Linked DNA regions of Homo sapiens: region 2 is linked to region 1. The links are chromatin contacts, found by Hi-C or POLR2A ChIA-PET in ENCODE. All regions are on one chromosome and are shown on one strand. The core of a region is the stretch at or near the end of the contact, and the rest is flanking DNA. Distances in the headings are between cores, read along the strand shown.

What was found. Hi-C counts contacts between places; a loop is a spot of excess contacts on that map. ChIA-PET counts read pairs that join two places held with the same protein, here RNA polymerase II (POLR2A). Pooled maps may share reads with other maps.
Region 2: a map of B cell shows a loop between it and region 1 (16-fold over the local background). The contact joins the promoter of CAT here to the enhancer-like site in region 1. A Hi-C loop is called at or near these places in 2 of 168 maps with a recorded cell type or tissue (B cell and CD8-positive, alpha-beta T cell), 12 of 37 single-sample maps with no recorded cell type and 11 of 50 pooled maps. POLR2A ChIA-PET finds 5 or more read pairs at or near these places in 5 of 52 experiments (K562, OCI-LY7, Panc1 and 2 more).

What each region holds. Positions count from the first base shown.
Region 1 is chr11:34,230,267-34,236,555 of GRCh38, reverse strand. All of the region lies in intron 1 of ABTB2 (ankyrin repeat and BTB domain containing 2), which reads left to right. Among named protein-coding and RNA genes, the nearest start is that of ABTB2, 120 kb to the left of the region's middle. RefSeq lists enhancers at 2,025-2,354, 2,031-2,555. Within about 2 kb of position 2,360, at least 13 of the 41 ENCODE cell types and tissues checked have a DNase peak (open chromatin) inside an H3K27ac peak, as active enhancers do; they include B cell and Panc1, where a contact is called at or near this core.
Region 2 is chr11:34,435,295-34,441,583 of GRCh38, reverse strand. CAT (catalase) reads right to left here and starts at 2,650. Exons shown (of 13, transcript NM_001752.4): 1 at 2,505-2,650. The coding sequence starts at 2,570. It overlaps LOC105376622 (a long non-coding RNA gene), which reads right to left. Exons shown (of 3, transcript XR_931180.3): 3 at 5,262-5,338. RefSeq lists enhancers at 2,318-2,617, 2,788-2,837.

The DNA of each region.
Region 1 (6,289 bases), core at 1,111-3,610:
CCTCTGGCTTCAAGCTACCTAAAATCTGCTGCTTAAAATGCTGCTGTTAGGGAAAACTGGCGGCACAGAGTCCTTCTCCAGCCCTAGAAATAACCTCTCTGAAACCTGTCGAGTGACCCACCCCAAATTAGAAAGAATTTTTTGTCTTAAAAGGCACATTAAAGAGAGTCCTGTGTTTTCTGCCCTGTGCCTTCTGGAGGTAGAAGACAAGTGTGAATTCTCTACCCTTCTACAACAAGAGCAAAGGAAGAAGAAAATTTCCATATTTTCTCAGCTATTTCAAAACACATTTTTTTACCTTTCATATGAAGTGACTGTTCCAAATGACCTCTTCTTTCCAGGGAAAAAACTCTATTTTAATACTTTTTCTCCCCTCCTCTTTCTCCAGCCCTGTCTCTTTTTTCTATTTTTAATCTCCCTCTGCCAACAAGAATATCCACGGACTTCCCACCTGGCCTTTACCCTTCTCTTCCTTGCAGGGGTGTACCCACCAGCCTGCACCCGATGTCCACGATGTCTGTCCACCCCAGAACCCAGCAGCATCTCTCCCCGTCTGGCGCTCAGCCTGCTTCTGAGTGTGGGCAGCAGGGAAGCTAGGCGCTGTGCTTGCCCAGACCACACAGCTGTCTCTGTTTAGGGCTTTGCTGCCTGAAAGTTTGTTTCAAGGAGGAACAGGCTCTGCTCTGCCTTCTCAGCTTGGTCTCCTTACCTGGGGCACAAAGAGTGTTCACTTAGCTAGCGCTGACCTCCTGCAGCTAATTAATGCCTCTAGCATGGATCAGAAAAAGCTCTGCAAAGTGCAATTAGCGATGGATCACTTGTTGCTACTTCATAGGAGTGGTGTCAGCAGTATTCATGGCTTGTGGCTTAAAAGCCAGAAGGAGATCCCCAATCAGGTCCTGGATGGCTCTGATAGGCAAATCCTCTTAGGAAGGTGGGATCACAGGCACCAATTCCTTTTGACCTCCCCCGCTCCCCTTCCTGTGGGGCTTATTGAACAGAGGCTAATTCATTCAGTATTGGAGATGTAGCAGTTTATTGTGGGGTTCAAGATCCTTGTCATCTCTGAGGATAACAGAGAGAGCCCTTTTATTGAACTCTTGCTATGTGTCAGGCATTGGGTTTAGTGCTTTATGCGATATGTTCATAACCACTACAGAGAAGAAACCATATCCGCTTTACAGATGAAGAAACTGAGGTCTAGAGGTTAAGTACTTACCCCGGGTCATGGTCAGATATTTGGCTGATGGCATTCATTTCTTTTCTAGAAATGTCTTGAGCATCTATGTGGCTGACATTTTTCAGGCAATCCCTGCTATGCAGAGCTTGCATTTTAGAGGGAGTAGGGGCACCAGATACTGAGCAAGTAAGCAAATTAATAAACACAATAATCTCGGCCGGGCACGGTGGCTCACGCCTGTAATCCCAGCACTTTGGGTGGCTAAGGCAGGCGGATCACAAGGTCAGGAGATCGAGACCATCCTGGCTAACACGGTGAAACCCCATCTCTACTAAAAATACAAAAAAAAAATTAGCCAGGCGCCGTGGCGGGCGCCTATAGTCCTAGCTACTTGGGAGGCTGAGGCAGGAGAATGGCGTGAACCCAGGAGGCAGAGCTTGCAGTGAGCCAAGATAGCGCCACTGCACTCCAGCCTGGGCGAAGGAGCGAGACTCTGTCTCAAAAATAAATAAATAAATAAATAAAATAAACACAATAATCTCTGTATAAGTGCTTCAGGGAAACTAAAAGGGCCCTCTTCTGTGGCAGAACTGGGATTCCCAGTCTCTGAGGTTAAGCAGGAGCAGGTAGCATTACCCTGTAAGCTGGGAGTCGCAATAGGCAATTAGTTACCTGACTGTCCCAGGGCTTGGCACTGCCTGGTAGCCCTGCCTTTTCATAAGGAAAAGATTCCGCACAAAGCACTTTACCTAGGTTTTGTGAGAGGCGGAGCCAGAGCTGGCATCCGAGGTGTTCTCACAATGCTGGACTTTGAGGCACAGGAGAGAATTGCATTTCTCCTCTGAGCAGTGGAACCAGCCCTGGTGCCTCCCTTGCCCAGCCTCACCCTGGGACCCTGGGTGTGAGTAGTTAGTCTTGTTATCAGTGAGAGTAACCCAGGAATCTCCCTGATGGGGAAATCCCAGGTAATTTACTGTGTCTCTGATATTCCGGTTACAGCCTCTGCTCTAGAAAGGCCAGGGAGGGGAGAATCTAAAAGTTCTCCATTTCTCGCTTGAGATGGCATCCCCCCATGCTTTCCTTAGGCCTCCTTGAGTAAGGTGTCTGCAAATAGCTTCTCAGCATGACTTCACCCGGAAGCTCATCTGAGTGACTCACAGCCTGCTTTAGGCACCTCCTCCAGGGAGACGCTCTTACCCTTGCCCCCACCCCAACAGGGGAGGGGAGGGGAGAAGGGAAACCCCCTAACTGAGCCACGGAGAAGGCCTTGCCAGAGCACTGTGGAAAATACCTGCAGCCCAGCTTGGCCCTGCTTCAGGTGCCCTGGGATGTATGGTTTCTCTAGTCTTCTGAGAGGGATCAAGCTGACAATTCAAATTTGAGGGAGCGATGACCCTGGAAACTGTGTAGGTCTTAAAAAGAAATATATATCCAAACACACTGACCTGAAAAGATGTCCACAAAATACAGGATTCAGCATTAGGTGAAAAATAATTTCATTATGTTCCTGTTTCTCAAATTCGGTTTGTGATTTTAAAAAATTGATAGGTTAGTACATGTATTTGTACATGTACTATTTGTACTAAAAGCCTATTTGAAGAAAAATTATAATATATTAATAATAGTTATCTCTGGGAGGTAGTATTAAAAGAAACTTTATTCATTATTCCTTTCTGATTTTTAAAAAATAATCATAATTACCTTTATAATAAAAAAAAAAAAGGTGGGCCAGGTACAGTGGTTCATGCCTATAATCCCAGCACTTTGCAAGGCCAAGGCAGATTGCTTGAGCCCAGGATTTCAAGACCAGCCTGAGCAACATGGTGAGACCTTGTCTCTACAAAACATTTTTAGAAACTTAGCTGGGTGTGGTGGTGTACCCCTGTGGTCCCAGCTAATTGGGAGGCTGAGGCAGGAGGATTGCTTGAGCCCAGGAGTTTAACGCTGCAGTGACCTGGGAGGCGGAGGCTGCAGTGAGCCAAGGTCACACCACTGCACTTCAGCCTGGGCAACAAGGAGGCTCTGTCTCAAAAAAAAAAAAAGCTGCAGTGAGCCATGATCATGCCATTTCCCTTCTGCCTGGGTAATAGAGCAAGACCCTGTCTCAAAAAGAAAGGGTTGTTTTTTTGTTTTGCTTTGTCTTCAAAAAAATAAAAAGAAAAATCCTCATGCACCAAGCCCAGGTGTCCTAATTGTGTCCTCATTATTAAATGCCTAACTTCCCGTGGTGGACTGTTAGCAGGAAGCGACTGGGATGGACTTAACATTCACTTAGCAAACAGCTACCTCCCTAGCCACTGGAGGACCAAACCACTATGACAGGGTGTCTCCCTTCAGTGGCTCCCAGCATGATGGAGGGGGTAGTATATGTTTTGCGGGGCATTTGGGGTTTTGGGGGGAGGTTAGGGGGTTTTTTGAGACAGAGTCTCCTTCTGTCACCCAGGCTGGAGTGCAGTGGTGTGATTATGGCTCACTGCAGCCCTGACCTCACAGGCTCAAGAGATCCTCCCACCTCAGCTTCCCAAGAAGCTGGGACCATTACGCCTGGCTAATTTTATTTATTATTATGTATTTTTTTTTAAGAGACAGAGTCCCACTATGTTGCCCAAACTGGTCTCAGTGATCCTCCCACCTTGGTCTCCCAAAGTTCTGAGATTACAAGTGGGAGCCACCATGCCCCCTGACCAACCACCACCCTGCACCCAAGGCCAAGGGCTCGATAAATACTTTGCAAACAAATGGATATGTAAATGAGTAGATACTAAGTGGTCTGTGAGAGAAGGCTACAGATTGTGGTGGGGCTTCAGAAGGTCTCGAGAGGTCCCTTGCTGGGGATTAGGTTAGGCCTCGTGATGGTGCTTCTGGGATATTCCTTTTCTCTAGGATTTAAATGTCTCATTTAAGAACAATTTTTTTTTTTTTTTTTGAGACAGAGTCTCCCTCTATTGCCCAGGCTGGAGTGCAGTGGCGCGATCTCAGCTCACTGCAGCCTCCGCTTCCCAGGTTCAAGTGCTTCTCATGCCTCTGCCTCCCAAGTAGCTGGCGCTACAGGCGTGCACCACTATGCCCTGCTAATTTTTTGTATTTTTAGTAGAGATGGGGTTTCACCATGTTGGCCAGGCTGGTCTTGAACTCCTGACCTCAAATGATCCACCCACCTAGGCCTCCCCAAGTGCTGGGATTACAGGCATGAGCCACCACTCCCAGCATAAGAACAATTTTAGATTTACATGAAAGTCGCAAGAGTATTACAGAAAGTTTCCAGATACCCCACACCGTTTCCCCTATTAACATTATTAACTAAAGTTCATACTTCTTTAGGATTTCCTTAGTTTTTACCTAATGTCCTTTTTCTGTCTCAGGAACCCATGCCATATTTAGTTGTTATATGTCCTTAGATTCTTCTTGGCTGTGACAAGACTTTCTTTGTTCTTGGTGAGCTTGACAGTTTAGAGGAGAGCTGATCAGATATTTTACAGAATATCTTTCAGTCTAAAGTTTTTCTCATGACTAGTGTGGGGTTATAGGGTTTTTTGCGGGGAAGTCCACAGAGGTAAAGTGTCATACTCATCATATCAAGAATACACACTATCGGCCGGGTGCGGGGCTCACCCCATCTCTACTAAAAATACAAAAAATTAGCTGGGCATGGTGGCATGCGCCTGTAATCCCAGCTACTTGGGAGGCTGAGGCAGGAGAATCGCTTGAACCCAGGAGGCGGAGTTTGCAGTGAACTGAGATTGCGCCATTGCACTCCAGCCTGGGCGACTGAGTGAAACTTCGTCTCAGGAGAAAAAAACAAGAATAAGAAGAATACACACTATCAACATGACTTGTCACTGATGATGTTAACCTTGACCACCCGATAATGTTTGTCTGGTTTCTCTACTGTCAAGTATTATTCCCCACTCCCGCCCCTCAGGCCACGTCCACTCTGTAGTCTTTAGAGTGAAGTCACTGTGTGCATTCCATAGCTAAGGGATGGGAAGTTATGCTCTACCTCCTGGGGGAGGGTGGTATCTATTAATGCATAGATTAATTGGAAGATTGATTGGTTTATTCTCCCCTAGTTATTTTTTCAATCAGTAAGCATGCATATATGGGTATTTATTTTATACTTTGGGTCATTATGCAATATTGTGTTATTTATTTTGTTATGCAAATTGTTCCGGCTTTGCCCGTTGAGAGCGCTTTCGGTTGGCTCCCATCTCATCATTTTAGGATTCTTTGAGCACTCTTACTTTCTGGTACCACAAGATGCTCCAAGCTCATTTTCTGTTTTCCATGCCCTGTTCCTAAAATCAGTCAATTTCTCGAAGGAGCTCTGGTTCCTTTTATTGAAGAATGCTATTAGAATCTAGGATCTGCTGTGTGCGGTGGCTCATGCCTGTAACCCCAGCACTTTGGGAGGCCAAGGCGGGAGGATTGCCTGAAGCCAGGAGTTCAAGACCAGCATAGGCAACAAAGTAAGACCCTGTCTCTACAAAAAAGAAAAAGAAAAAGAGAAACCAGAATCTGGGCACTGGATATACTCCTTGCTACTGGAGTGTCTGGGACATTCCTTTTGAAAGAAGGTTTTCGGAAACTAGGTAAAGAATTTGCAGATCATACTGAGATTTCATGATGGAAATAAGAGGAAAAGGACTGGAAGAGGCACTGTAAGCCTCTTGTCATATCAACAACTTCAGGCAGACACCATGGAAGGTCCTGTGGCATCTGTCTGGTGGGAGGGTATTATAAACAGTCAAATAAATGACCACAGATGCTTTAGGAAGGGGCCATCAGCATTTAGGGACTGTAAGGGGGCAACTCTCCCCATCGTCAACTTACCAGAGCCTTCCCCGTCCATGTCCTTGTTCCAGGTACCATTTTTGAGTCCATCCTGTGTTCCAGGCACTGCCCTAGGTTCTCACTCAACCCTCAGGGCTCCCCGAAAGTTATTTTAGGTATTGTTGGCCCCGTCTTACTGCAGAAAGGCTGAGGACTTGTCTGGGTAAGTGACTAACCCCTCATTCAAACCCAGGTACAACCCTCAAATTCTCCCTCACTGAGCTGACTGCCACTTAACGTGGTTTGGGAACTTCTTAGCTTCAAAATGCAACACTCCCC
Region 2 (6,289 bases), core at 1,401-3,900, 200 kb before region 1:
AGCTCAAACTATCCTCCCACCTCAGCCTCCAAAAGTGGTAGGGTTATAGGCATAAGCCTTCATGCCCAGCCACAGCAGCTTTACTTACAATAGAAAAAAAATTAAATAGCCCAGGTGTCCAGCAACAGGATATCCAAATGGTGGTATATTCAAATAATGGAATCTTACTCAGCAATGAAAAGAACAAACTGCTAATACATGAAACAACTTGAATGAATTAAAGGATGGACAGACAGATGGAGTAACGTAATAAAAGACACAGGGCAAAATGTTCCTTGTAGAATCTAGATGGCAGATATATAGATATACACTGCAAAATTTTTTCAACTTTTCTGAATATTTGAAATTTTTCATTTAAAAAAAGTGTTTGAAAATTATATAGGCTATAAGGCATATGCATAATTCCTTTTGGAGGGCCCTGGGTGGAGGGAGAAGTGCCTAAAAGAAGTAAGCGGTTTTTACTAAGAGCAGCTAAAACTGAGGAACAGTAAGACATCAATGTGACTGCCAATCAGGACGATGTACACAGTGCCCTGAGATGTCATGGACAAAGGGGATGGCTGTATTTCAATTAAGAGCCTCCCAACTATAGATGTGTTTTGGAGTCAGCCATTTCTCACATGGGCAACTATGTAAGGTAAATCAACAGCAGGGACTTCAACAGTTCATGATTCTCCCAAACAAGGAAGAAGGCAGCTAGTCTCAGAATAAAGGGGAGTCCTTTAAAAATGAAAATATTACACCTGTAATCTCGGTACTTTGGGAGGCCAAGGCGGGCAGATCTCCTGAGGTCAGGAGTTCCAGTCCAGCCTGGCCAACATGGTGAAACCCCATCTCTACTAAAAATACAAAAATTAGCTGGGTGTGGTGGTGGACACCTGTAATCCCAGCTACTCGGGAGGCTGAGGCAGGAGAATTGCTTGAATCCGGGAGGCGGAGTTTGCAGTGAGTGGAGATCATACCACTGCACTCCAGCCTGGGCAACAGAGCAAGACTCCGTCTCAAAAAAAAAAAAAGAAAAGAAAAGAAAAAGAAAAAGAAAATATTTTGTTTTGTAAAAATCTCACTACTTTGTCCACACTTTTCTCAATTCACCGAGTATTCATGAAAACTTCAGTGTGAACCAGGATTTGCACCCACTGGGTAAGGAAAGAGTCTTGGGTCCAAGAAGCTGAATTCTAACCTTGTCTCTGCCACTAAGTAGTGGCACATCCTTTACTAAGACTCTACCTCTCTCTGGTTTACTTTAAGAGCTCATGAACCAACCTAATGGTATATAACAAAGAACAGGGCCAAGAGGGGAGATTTTCCAGGCCCTTGGAGGAGAATGGCAGCCTTTTCCCAAACAGGGAACCATTAAAGCAATCCATGAGCACTTAGCATTAATACCCCAGTTCACGAACCTGAGTTTTGAGCAAGAGCACTAGGCAGAATAGGGAAAACAGGGCTGCAGTCCTCTGTCTACCATTAACCAGCAGCCAGGGAACAGGGCAAGACCTTTAGACTCCCTGGGCCAATCTGCCAACAGTAGACTCAGACCAGATGTGGTCTCATCTAATCCAACCTCCTCATAGATGCCCTCTGAGACTCTGCAGCCGTGGGCACAGGCCAGGAATGCCTCCCCCACCACCAAGTTAAAATCCTACTCATTTAAAAAAATTCCTGTTCAAATGTCACCTGCTTTGTCCGGCCCACCTGGTCACTCCCTCTACATTCTACAGATAACCTCTATTAGAGCCCTCACCACGCTGGAGTGTAATCATCTGTTTATGTGTCTCGTCTCCCAGACTAGACTCTCAGCTTCTCAAGGGTGTTGTTCTTGCCGCACTGGAATTTGTACACCTTGCCCCGAACAGTGCCTAGCACCTACAGGTGCTCAAAGAATAGAATAAACGCATTAATCAATCCCTAATGTCACCCCCCAGCTCTAAAATGCTAGGCTTGACATTTTGAAGTGCAAATGAGACAATGAATGTAAAAGTTCTTTTATTTAGTCGTTTAATAATGTGCATAGTACGTACCAGTCACTGTGACTGGTGCTGGAGACCTCAAGATTGTAAAACACAATCCCTGCCCTGCTGGGACCCCACAACTATGAAAGCGTGTAAACAGTATTTCAAGAAGGGCACCATTAGAGCCTGGTTCCACTTCTCCCCTCACTGACTTCCTTGCAGCTGCAGCTCTCTGCCTCTTTCCCCATGAGCCCTCAATCTGTCCTCAAGCTGCGACCTCTGTCCCAGTTGGCAAAAGTGCAAAATTCTGAAGCAACCACCCGAGCCTGTCGCGGACAACAAAGCCTGCAGTCCCGCGCCCCACTACCCGGACCCCCCTCCCCTGCTTCGGCGAATGTAAAAGTCCGTCTGCACCGAAGGGGATCCCCCCTGCCCAGTGAGCCGCGGTACAGTCCCTCCAAGCGCCGCCCCGGGGGAAGCCGGGCCTTTACTTGCCGACGCCCCCGCTTTCTAAACGGACCTTCGGGCCCGCTCGGGGAGCACAGAGTGTACCTGCGCGGCCCGCTGCTCCTTCCAGTGCTGCATCTGGTCGCTGGCGGGATCCCGGCTGTCAGCCATAGCGTGCGGTTTGCTGTGCAGAACACTGCAGGAGGCCTCGGCTCGTGGGTCTCCACCCTCAGCAGGCAAATCTGCCTGTTGCCCCGAGTCCGTGGCGACTTCAGGCTCAGCCAATCAGCACCACCCCCTCGTCCCGCCCCCTCGGGAGGACTGCCTTCTGATTGGCTGCTCGGCGCTAGGCAGGCCAAGATTGGAAGCCCAATGGGCTCGGAGCAGGGCTCTCCGAAGGAGGCCTGAAGACCGGAGATACCCAGGAGGGTGCGGAAAGGAAGGGTCCCGCTCTGGCCCAGCAATTGGAGAGCCTCGCCCCGCCGGCCCGGGGTGCCCGGGATAGCCGAACCCAGGGCGGGGCTCCCGGTTATCAGCATCCTTCAGGCCGCCCTGGGACGCGGCCGTTGGTGGCCTGCCAGTTTTGCAGACGGAATACTTAGACCCTGCTGGGTGGGGCCTTGCGCTCCATAGCTATGCTTTCTCAGCTCTTAAAAAGTCAGCAATCCTGGGTTAAATTACTCTGTACAAAATTAAATTTTGCCATACGCTAATGTAAGTATTATTTGCAACCAAAGGATGGATGGATGCTTTTCTTTTTCTTTCTTAGCTCTTCTTAACTTATTCGTGGATTATCACTTACTAGACTAGTATACTAATTATTTAATATAAAAACACTCTGAAACGTTTATCTCCGTACAGATGGGTGTTGATTTCCTCCTTTACCAGAGAAAAACAACTTAACTTAGATGGGAAAAATGTATTCCCTTGTGATGGGAAAAATGTATTCAACTCTGGTACACTGCCAAATTGGCTTCTTTAAACACTGGAGAAATCTGCTTCCCCAAATTTTACCCCCAGGTAAGCAGGAATTTTGAAAAGCTTTGTGTCTTTAAAAAGCTATGTTGAAGAGTAAAATACTTAGTAATATATAGTACAATATTTAGTAAGTTACTGACTAGTTTGTCATTGTAATCAAAGAGTTTGAATGATTTCTACACCTCCTCAGGTGCTAGGATTTATCTTTAAGCACCTTAATATATATACATAGTATATACCATCATCTTCAAATTAAAAGTTATCAGCTTTTAATTTTTTCCAGTACAACTACATATAATGGGTGGATATATAATAGTGGAAACTTCACATGTTGTTCTTGATCTTACAAAAGTATGATAAGAATCTTGGGCATAAAAGTGGAACTTTAGCAGTTCATTGGAAAAGAAAGCCACAAATTGATCTTTAGCACCCTATACTTTTCCTATATTAAAAACAATTATAAAGATGCTGTTGGCTGTGTAATTTGGTGTCTTTTTCTACCTGCCCGATCCATACTGCCAAGACTGTAAACTCCATGTGGGTCAGGATCCTCCCATCCATAATTTATTGAGCACTTACTATATACCAGGGACTATTCTCAGCTTTTTGTATATTTGCTTAGTTAACCCTCCCAACAACCCTATGAGTTAGATACTAATATTATCTTCATTTTACAGATTAGGAAACAGAGGTATAGGGAGGTTAAATAACTTGCCCAAAGTTACACAGCTATTAAGGGATAGTCAGGATTCTAGCTTCAGCTGTTCATCTCCAAAGTCCACAGTTTGTTGAATAAATAAATGTTGAAATAATCGAGCAAATCATCTTCTTAACTAACCAACACAAATATCAACAAAATAAATAAGAGACCTGGAGTCATTTCTTAACCTTTATTCATTATATAAAAAAAAGCATGTTTTTTTTTCCTTTGTTTTTGTTACTATGGATTTGAATTCCTAAAGAATTATTTCTAGAGAAAGAAATGGAGAAACAAGACTGGTTTCTGATCTTGTCATATCTTGTATTTTAAAATAAAGGGCAGGCTTACAAGTAATGACAATAAATTTATAATGTTACATAGGAGGCTGGGTGCGGGGGCTCACGCCTGTAATCCCAGCACCTTGGGAGGCCGAGGCAGGCGGATCACTTGTGGCCAGAAGTTCGAGACCAGTCTGGCCAACATGGTAAAACCCCACCTCTGCTAAAAATACAAAAATTAGCTGGGCGTGGTGGCACACGCCTGTAGTCTCAGCTACTCAGGTGGCTGAGGCGAGAGAATCACTTGAACCCAAGAGGCGGAGGTTGCAGTGAGCCAAGATTGTGCCACTGCACTCCAGCCTGGGTGACAGAGTGAGGCTTCATCTCAAAAAAATTAAAAATTAAAAAAAGTCACATATTAGGTGGAAGTTCTATCGACTATAATTACAGCTTAAATGAAAACACTTCTTAAAATCAGCCCTAGTTAAAAAATACTTGAAACCAAACCAATACAATTACCTAAAGGTAATTGCAAGTGATTGGTTAGGTAAACAAATTGGGTTCTAGGTTTTAATATTTTAGTCATATGAATTCATGGGTATTTTTATTGATATAAATAAAAATGTTATTTTAAAAATGCTGTTCTCTGAAGTCAATTTTCAGAACTCAATGAAAATAAAATATACTGGCACAAGACATACTGTTATTAATCCTGGTATCAACAAATTTGAAACCAAGCTTGCAAAGTAGACCATGTAACAAATGTTCAAGAAAAACATTTGAGTACTCAGCTAGGAATCTTTATAGACAAATTTTATTTCATCAGTATTGCAAGAAAAGAATGGAGAGAATGAACATCATGTGTTGTTGGATGACAGGCATACAAGACAGCACAAGGGGTAATTACTCTGTTCTGATTCCACCCATCCTCAGAGAGGCCGAGAATGTTCTACATATTTCAGTTTCATTCTCTTCACAGTGGCCTTGTGAGGTAAATTCAGAGTTAGGCAAAAAGGAAGAGAAAAGAACACAACAAGAAACAAAGAGAGTTACAATTCAGTATTGGCTGTTGGCTTTAAGAGAAGAGAATAAACATCACCACAGCTCCATGACTCCTGTTCACTGTGGAACAGGCTTGAGCAAGCCAAAGAAGAAGGTGGGATTTGCTTTAAAAAGTAGCAGTGGTGTTATATGCAGTAGCAGCACATACCTTCTGCTCTGCCTATTTGGCTGCACCATATCTTTCCCGCTTTAATATGAATAATTGCCTACTTGGGAGGAGGCAACCCAGATGTCCTCTGGTGTCTGGTGATGGCCATAGCATGAGCTATGCTAAGGAGAAGAACATGGATGTGCCTTTTCCCGCCTCGGCCTTACGTGCCACGCTACTGATCTGGTGTTTGCAAAAAAAGGAAACATAGGCCAGGCCTGGTGGCTCATGCCTGTAATCCCAGCACTTTGGGAGGCCAAGACAGGTGGATCTCTTGAGGTCAGGAGTTCAAGACCAGCCTGGTCAACATGGCAAAACCCTGTCTCTGCTAAAAATACAAAAATTAGCTGGGCGTGGTGGCTCTTGCCTGTAGTCCCAGCTGCACGTGAGGCTGAGGCAGGAGAATCGCTTGAACCCAGGTGGCAGAGGTTGCAGTGAGCCGGGGTCATGCCACTGCACTCCAGCCCGGGTGACAGAGCAAGACTCCGTCTCAAAAACAAAACAAAACAAAAAACAGAAGAAACATAGAAATAATAATTGGGAATTTGTTTTTACCTTCACTTTTTTTTCTTTTTTTTTTGAGACGAAGTCTCGCTCTGTCACCCAGGCTGGAGTGCAGCGGCAAGATCTCGGCTCACTGCAAGCTCTGCCTCTTGGGTTCATGCCATTCTCCTGCCTCAGCCTCCCGAGTAGCTGGGACTACAGGCGCCCGCCACCACACCCA